Linked DNA regions of Homo sapiens: region 1 is linked to region 2. A link is a contact called in ENCODE Hi-C or POLR2A ChIA-PET data. All regions are on one chromosome and are shown on one strand. Each heading gives the region's core, a stretch centred on a gene start or an enhancer-like site at or near the end of the contact. The rest is flanking DNA. Distances are from core to core; before and after follow the strand shown.

Region 1 (3,877 bases), core at 63-2,562, 370 kb after region 2:
GGCTTGGGAATTGTTACTAGAAAATTACTTCTTTTAATGTCGAATTAAGAAAAAACTATCAGCATCGAGTTTATTTACTATCTTAACTGACATTATATTGCTATATAAACTTTAAACACTGAAGTTATTTTGGAACCCTTCAGCAGTTATATTAAGTCACACACTTCTGTATATTTGCTTACTTTCACGTTTTCAGAAATAACTGGTATCTTACTTTGCTGGTTTGGATAAGAGCTAATATCCTACATGAAATCGTTTTCTTAGGCAATGGTGGTGCCTACAGGGTATTCTAAACGTAAAGGTAAATTTAAGTCAATGAGTCTGTTAAAATTCAACTACCTATTGTGTCAAAGAGAGAAATATTGCTAACTACAAATTTACAGTGTGTTCATTTAGGATTTGACTAATCATTTTAATAGTAGAGCAGTTAATACAGCGATTTCACTTTTATCCTGTGGTGCTTCAAAGGCATCTAGTTTTTAAATGTAGTCCAGTTAAGGTGTATGTAGTAGAGGTTTTCATTTTAGACTTGCTCAATGTTAAATATAGAATGTTGAAAATATTATTTAATGGATTAGTTTATTGGTTTCTGCATTTGAAGAAATTTACATAAATTAGTTAGGGAGCAGTTGTACCTACTGCCAAATGGTTCACTCCTGAGTTTATTGTACAGTTACTCCCAGGTACTGAAATATAAGAAAAGAAAAATTTAAACCTTAGCTAAGAGCTCTGCCTGCATTTCTGTGGATCCACATTATGAAAAGGATAGAGGAACATTACCTGTGTATAGTAATGGTTTGAGGAGAGGGTAGGGAAACTATGCAAATAAAAAAATTGGGGTATAGGCAAATCCTTCAGTTAGATGTCTTTATTATCTGAGTTACTTTTAAAGCATTTACTGGATACACAACCAGTATTATCTTTTTACCATCCTATAAATTGTTCATAGAATTGCAACCTCATGGAGGAAAATCCATCTCCTTTACCTGCCTAAATTTATTCTTTGTCTTGATACTAGCATTAATAATTGGTTTGTTAGATACTACAGGCTAAAGAAACTCAGATTTCAAGAAGAAAGAAGATAATTACTCGATCATTTCTCCCCTCAAACACCTGTTTAAAATATATTGTCTTGAATAAAATTGTCACCTTGAACTTATTGTGTTCTTTGCCTTCTCCACTCCCCTGTCCTTAAAAAAAATAAAAAGAAGGGAAAGCCTTATAAGAAAAGGAAAATGTGCAATCCTGGTAGCCAATGAGTTAATGTTCATTTGCAGCCCGAGGGGTCAGCATGCAGCCTGTGTTTCCTGATTGGCTGCTAAAAGGTGAAATTGAAACCACTGTAAACTTTTGACCCTGTAGCAATTCTTGTGGAACGCCTTCCACTGGTGGAGCCCAGAGCTTTGCTCACTTCCCCACCCAACTCTCCCACCCTCTTTCCTGTATTTATTTTGTGTGATCCTGCAGCACTGCATGCAGTTTTTCCAAAGTGGCAGGGAGAGAGAGGCAGAACAAGCGCAAGCAAGCGGCTTGCTTGAATGCCTGTTTTGGTAACCATTGGATAAGAGCTAATATTCAACTCAGCCAAAGATATCAGGCCTTTTATACTAATCTGCCAACCAGATTTTTAAGTTTTCTCCTTAATCTAAAGCTAATTTAAAAAAATTTAGGCTAGTTTAGTTCCATTGTTCATCAGTGGATAGTATCGTTGTATAAGCAAAAATGTATGGCATAATTTCCTGGATGTCTTGAATTAAAAATAAGTTTTAAGTTTTAGCTACCTTTACCCCATTTATGTTTCCTGTATCCCTATGTAATTTTTACACAAATGGCCATTTCATAGAAGGTTTTTTGTCTTTTGCCTTTATTATGAAGAAACTCAAATGGCATTTTGGTTATGACAACTCTGGACATAATTGCAGAAATTGTACAATTAATGCCTCCCCCTTTGGCTGAGATAAATGGTTTTGGATTTGTCTTGCTTTCACATGTAAATAGTGTTGAACAGTTAACAACCCCATGAAAAAGGCAGGGTAGTTTTTCTCTATTCTTTCCTTATACTCTCATGGGACTCTGGTCTTTTTAATTCTTCCTTTTATCCATGGTGTCTAGCACAATGTGGCACATGGATGCTTAGCAGATGCTTACTGAATGAACATAGCTTTCATTTTAGGAACTTTAGGTCTGTTTATACCTGCTTCCCTTTTCCTAATTAATTGATGGCAGCAACTGTGATTTGCTTATTTCCAAGTGCCAGTGCAGTGCCTGATTCTAATAGATACACAGCAAGCATTTAATTGAAATCGAATTAAAATCTAACACAAGATCATTTCAAGAAGCAGGACTTTACAAAATCTAGGTTTTCAGAAGCCAAGGCGTCTGTTTTCACTGCGTTATTATGAATTTTCAGGCTGATTCCGTATAGAACTAAATGTTTAATTTATTAAATATGTAGAATACATTATAAGTCAGCTTGATTCTTTCTAGTATATATCACAAGATATGTGGTAATACCTGTCTTTATTTTACTAGACATGCATATGCTGTAATTTGAAATAATTCCTTGTCCCCCACTCCCTTATCAAGAAGATTATAGCATTTAAAAAAGATTGTTATAAATGTCTTACCAATGTTCTCCTGGGAAGCAAATACATTTTTACTTAATTGAACATACAATAATGGACTAAGTAATGGGAAAAAAAAATTCTTAAACTGAGTTAAGTTTATATAGCTCAAAAAAAGTGGTACCATTTTATATAACTTTATTATTATTATTTTTTAAGACAGAGTCTTGCTCTGTTGCCCAGGCTGGAGTGCAGTGGCGCGATCTCAGCTCACTGCAACCTCTGCCTACGGGGTTCAAGCGATTCTCCTGCCTCGGCCTCCCGAGTAGCTGGAACTACAGGCGCCCACCACCACACCCAGCTACTTTTTGTATTTTTAGTAGAGATGGGGTTTAGCCATGTTGGCCAGGCTGGTCTCGAACTCCTGACCTCAGGTGATCTGCCCACCTCGGCCTCCCAAAATGCTAGGATTACAGGCATGAGCCACTGCACCCAGCCCCATTTTATATAACTTGAAATGTTCATATGATTTTCAACTTGCATTTGGTCTTCTCCTTTCATTATAGCTACAGATTAGCTGTAGTTGATTGTTGCAAGTGAAACCTGTGGTTAGAGTTTTGATCAAAGATACTTATCACTTGATAAATAATCCCAACTGCAAAAGTGTTGGATTTTGACGTTAAATTTAACACTAATATTTTGCAGCCTTTAACCTGAAATTCATTTGGTGACCCAGTCTACTCTGTAGTACTTTGAAGATTATTGAGCAACAGCTAGCTTTTCCCAGTGACAGTGGCTCCCCTTTTCTGTGATTTTAGGGAAGTGAGGAAGGAGATCCTGGGAGCAGTGCCAGTGGGAGCTTGGAAAGAACAATGGGTTTAATATGATTAATTGTAGAATCCTTGCCCCTTTTCATGTTCAACAGTAAAAGAAAAACATGTTTATAATATTCAGTGGCTGCTTTTTGCCCTGTTGGTGTTTCCAAGCATTATATATTATATAGTTTGGATTTTCCTGTGTATCAACTCCTCTCCCCAATTTTATTCTTTGTTCTGGCTTTGAGGCATATCTTCTCAGACTAGCTATTAACAAGGCTTAATTTGATGTTTGATTTCCCCTCACGTCCTTTTAGGTCTCTGGTGATGAAGGCTTAAAATAAAAACCTAAAACTAAAACAGGGGCCATGTTGTCCAAGATGGACTCAGATTCCTGAGCTCAAGCAATCTTCCTGCCTCAGCCTCCTGAGTAGCTGGCGTTACAGGTGTGCGCTGCCATGCCTGGCCTGGTGATGCAGGTTTTGGTAATGTAGATGT
Region 2 (3,788 bases), core at 774-3,273:
CAACCAATCCAGATACATCCACATGTGAAAGCAATGGAAGTGGATTCTGATGCATGGAATCCAATCTGGCAAGGAGGCAGAAGGGTCGTGCCCAGCGTCACTAGAGAAAGTCGCAGTGTTTGAACCCAATGGGGCAGTGATGTGGGAAGTCTTTTTTTTTTTTTTTTCAGACGGAGTCTTGCTCTGTCACCCAGGATGGAGTGCAGTGGTGCAGTCAAAGCTCACTGCAGCTTCCACTTCCTGGGTTCAAGTGATTCTCCTACCTCAGCCTCCCGAGTAGCTGGGACTACAGGCGTACACCACCATGCCCCTGCTAATTTTTGTATTTGTAATAGAGACAGGGTTTCGCCATGTTGGCCAGGCTGGTCTCAAACTCCTGACTTCAGGTGATCTGCCCGCCTCAGCTTCCCAAAGTGCTGGGATTACATGCGTTAGCCACCATGCCTGGCCAATGTGGGAAGTCTTAACACAAAGGTCCTGCAATGTAATCTGGACATTGTTGGTTGCTGTGCAATCTCCTAATCCATCTCTCTGGCCTTCCCAGGGATTTGTGAGCCACTCAATATCCTTTAACAAATGCCTTTTCTGCTCAAATTAGCTGGAGTGCATTCTGTTATTTGCAACTAAAAACCTGACCCCTCCCAATTCATGTATCCCCCAAGTGTCCGTTTCCCGAGCTGCACAGAGTGGAATAACCACCCCAGGGCAGCTAAGAGAAGCCTGGGGAGTCATTTTGTAAACTCACCACGGTGTCACACACACACACAGGGCTAGTTGTGACTGGGGCAGTGTTGCCTGATGATTCACTGAACTGGCTTGGGAAGTAAGCAGACTGGTTTGAGTCCCGGCTCTGCAGTGACCTTTTGTGTGATCTTGAGCAAGTCACTTTTTTCTCTCTGAACCTCAGCTGCCTCACTGGGAGAATGGGCCTGTTACGAGGGCCTGCTCCATGTAGGGAGTTATTACAAAACCCGAAGGATTACAGCATGGAAAGCCTCAGCACAGAGCCCCACGTGGGGCAGGCCCACATCAGCGACACTTGGAGGAATATAGGTGACCTTTGCTTCTCTAGACTAAAGAAAATAAATAAGAATATAGATGGGGTCCTGATGTACCCTGATATGAAGGTGGCAGCTAAATGCTGACCTTTGGAAAACTCAACTCTGATTATCGCCACTCGACTGTATAGTTTAAAATGGACGGTCGGCCGGGCGCGGTGACTCATGCCTGTAATACTAACACTTTGGGAGGCCAAGGCAGGTGGATCGTTGAGGTCAGGAGTTTGAGACCAGCCAGGCCAACATGGTGAAACCCCGTCTCTACAAAAAATACAAAAATTAGCCAGAAATTGCTTGAACCCGGGAGGCGGAAGTTGCAGTGAGCCAAAATCGTGCCACTGCACTCCAGCCTGGGCAACAGAGTGAGACTCTGTCTCAAAATAAAATAAAATAATAAAATAGACAGGCACACTGGCTCACACTTATAATCCCAGCACTTTAGGAGGCCAAGGCGGGTGAGTCGCTTGAGCTCACGAGTTCAAGACCAGCCTGGGCAACATTGTGAAACCCCGTCTCTGCAAAAAAATTTAAAAATTAGTTGGGCATGGTGGCGTGTGCCTGTAGTCCCAGCTGCTCAGGAGGCTGAGGCGGGAGGATGGGGTGAGCCTGGGAGGCGGAAGTTGCTGTGAGCAGAGACGTCCCTATAGCACTCAAGCCTGGGCGACAGAGCAAGACCTTGTCTCAAAAAATAAATAAATAAAATAATTGGGCTCAGTCCCCTCGGAAAGAAACCCCCTTCAGGTTCTACTGAACGGTGAGCCCCTCAGAGAGGGCTCCCAATCACATCATCTCCCTACCCGCCTAGCTTTATTTACCTTCAGCGCATCTAGCCCGCCTGGGATTATATTACATGCATACAGGTATCAAATTGCTTCCCAGTGAGAGTGTCAGATCAATAAGGACAGAGACCGAACCTGTTTTGTTCACTACTGTGTCACTACTGAGGACTTGACTCATACAGAGAGCTCAGTGAACAGCTGTCTCCGGAATGAAGGGTTTTGGCCCACGTGCTCGCTGTCCCCAGTGGGCCAGATCTCTCCACAGGCTGCAGTTTTGCCTATGGCCACCAGATAGCGAGCTTGCTGGACTGCATGAAAAGGTCTGAGCCAGTTCCTGCCCCGGTCATTGCCAAAGGAAACCAGCAAGGAACTGGCAGCTTCTGCCAGGTTCACCAGACCTCACTGCATCTCCCTCTTCTTCTCCTCATTCTGAAAACACTCAACCCAGACTGGAACCTTCAAGCCCCTCCCCTCCTACCTGGCCTCTCACTGACCCACTGGTGTGGCCTGAGAAGTAAGCAGATTAGAGAGTGTTCTAATTAGGTGGAGTGGATTCTGTTATTTGCAACTAAAAACCTGACCCCTCCAAATGCATGTAACCCCTGAGTCTCAGTTTTCCAAGCTGCACAAAGAGTGGAATAACCACCCCACTGGGCAGCTAAGAGGAGCCTGGGGAGTCATTTTATAATGGTGCTCACTGCAGGGCCGTTTGCCGTGGCCAGAGTTTGGGGACAATCTCAATGTCCACCAGCTGGGGGCTGGCCACATGCATTATCCCGTGTCCACATAGCAGATATCACACCCCCTAAAAATGGATGGAGGTGCTCTTGAACTGCACTGATATGGATCAATACTCAAGGCTTCAGATTAAGTTTAAAAAAAAAAAACGGGGCAAGGGGACAGGGCAGAAGAGTGTGTATCAAATGCTATCATTTATGTAGAAAAAGGGGGCCGGGAGCAGTGGCTCATGCCTGTAATCCCAGCACTTTAGGACACCGAGGCGGGCAGATCACCTGAGGTCAGGAGTTCAAGACCAGCCTGGTCAACATGGTGAAACCCTGTCTCTACTAAAAATACAAAACTCAGCTGGGCATTGTGGCGGGTGCCCTTAATCCCAGCTACTCGGTAGGCTGAAGCAGAAAAATTGCTTGAATCCAGGAGGTGGATGTTGTAGTGAGCTGAGATTGCGCCACTGCACTCCAGCTTGGGCGACAGAGCGAGACTCCGTCTTAAAAAAGAAGAAAAGGAGCAGAGAAAAATGTCTCTGCATTTGTTTGTAAATGCAGACTCTCCCTGAGGACTATGTGGGAAGGGGGATTGGAGGGGACCGAGGTAGCAGGGAGGGAGAGGCTTTATACTATGGGCCCTTTCGTATCTTCAGATTTGAGTCATGTGGGCTGTTTTACCTGGTCAGATGAATGGTAAAACTAAAAGCAACCATTTCTCTATCCTCGAGTAAGCAAGCCACTTCCCTAGATGTCTTTGCTTCTAAGGGAGGTTGCGGCAGAGGCTGGATGGGGGTGCAGTGGGACACCTCAAGGTGGCCTCTGCATTTGAATGCTGCGCTGCTGGCTACTCGCTACTTAGGAGCCCAGCTGCTGGCTGCTCGCTACTTAGGAGTGGCATGACCTTCATTGTGTCCAAGCCCTGGGGACACAGCAGGGAACAGAGAAAGCACCTCCCTCACCCAGCTCACATTCAACTGGGACACACAGGAGAAGTAATAAAACCCCACACCCTTTGCTCAGAGATATGAAGAAAATATTGAGGGCATGATGGGCCCGTGGGCAGGTGGCTATTTCAGGAGTGACATCTGAAGAATCAGGTACCAGCCACAGAAGAGGGTATCAGGTCAAAGGAGCAGAGAGTGCAGTTGAGACTAGAAAGGCAGGAGCTGAAAGAAGACAATGGATGACCCCTCGTAGCCATGGCCCCTCCTTTCTCTGGTCTT

Evidence for each region. Hi-C counts contacts between places; a loop is a spot of excess contacts on that map. ChIA-PET counts read pairs that join two places held with the same protein, here RNA polymerase II (POLR2A). Pooled maps may share reads with other maps.
Region 1: a loop to region 2 is called in a pooled map, with 2.3 times the contacts of the local background. The contact joins two enhancer-like sites. A Hi-C loop is called at or near these places in 3 of 50 pooled maps. POLR2A ChIA-PET finds 5 or more read pairs at or near these places in 3 of 52 experiments (GM12878, activated CD8-positive, alpha-beta memory T cell and activated T-cell).

The regions. Positions count from the first base shown.
Region 1 is chr20:47,575,424-47,579,300 of GRCh38, forward strand. The region is part of intron 1 of NCOA3 (nuclear receptor coactivator 3); the gene reads left to right. Among named protein-coding and RNA genes, the nearest start is that of NCOA3, 75 kb to the left of the region's middle. Within about 2 kb of position 1,313, at least 25 of the 41 ENCODE cell types and tissues checked have a DNase peak (open chromatin) inside an H3K27ac peak, as active enhancers do.
Region 2 is chr20:47,203,733-47,207,520 of GRCh38, forward strand. No RefSeq gene overlaps it. Among named protein-coding and RNA genes, the nearest start is that of MIR3616, 39 kb to the left of the region's middle. RefSeq lists a silencer at 3,353-3,647. Within about 2 kb of position 2,024, at least 5 of the 41 ENCODE cell types and tissues checked have a DNase peak (open chromatin) inside an H3K27ac peak, as active enhancers do.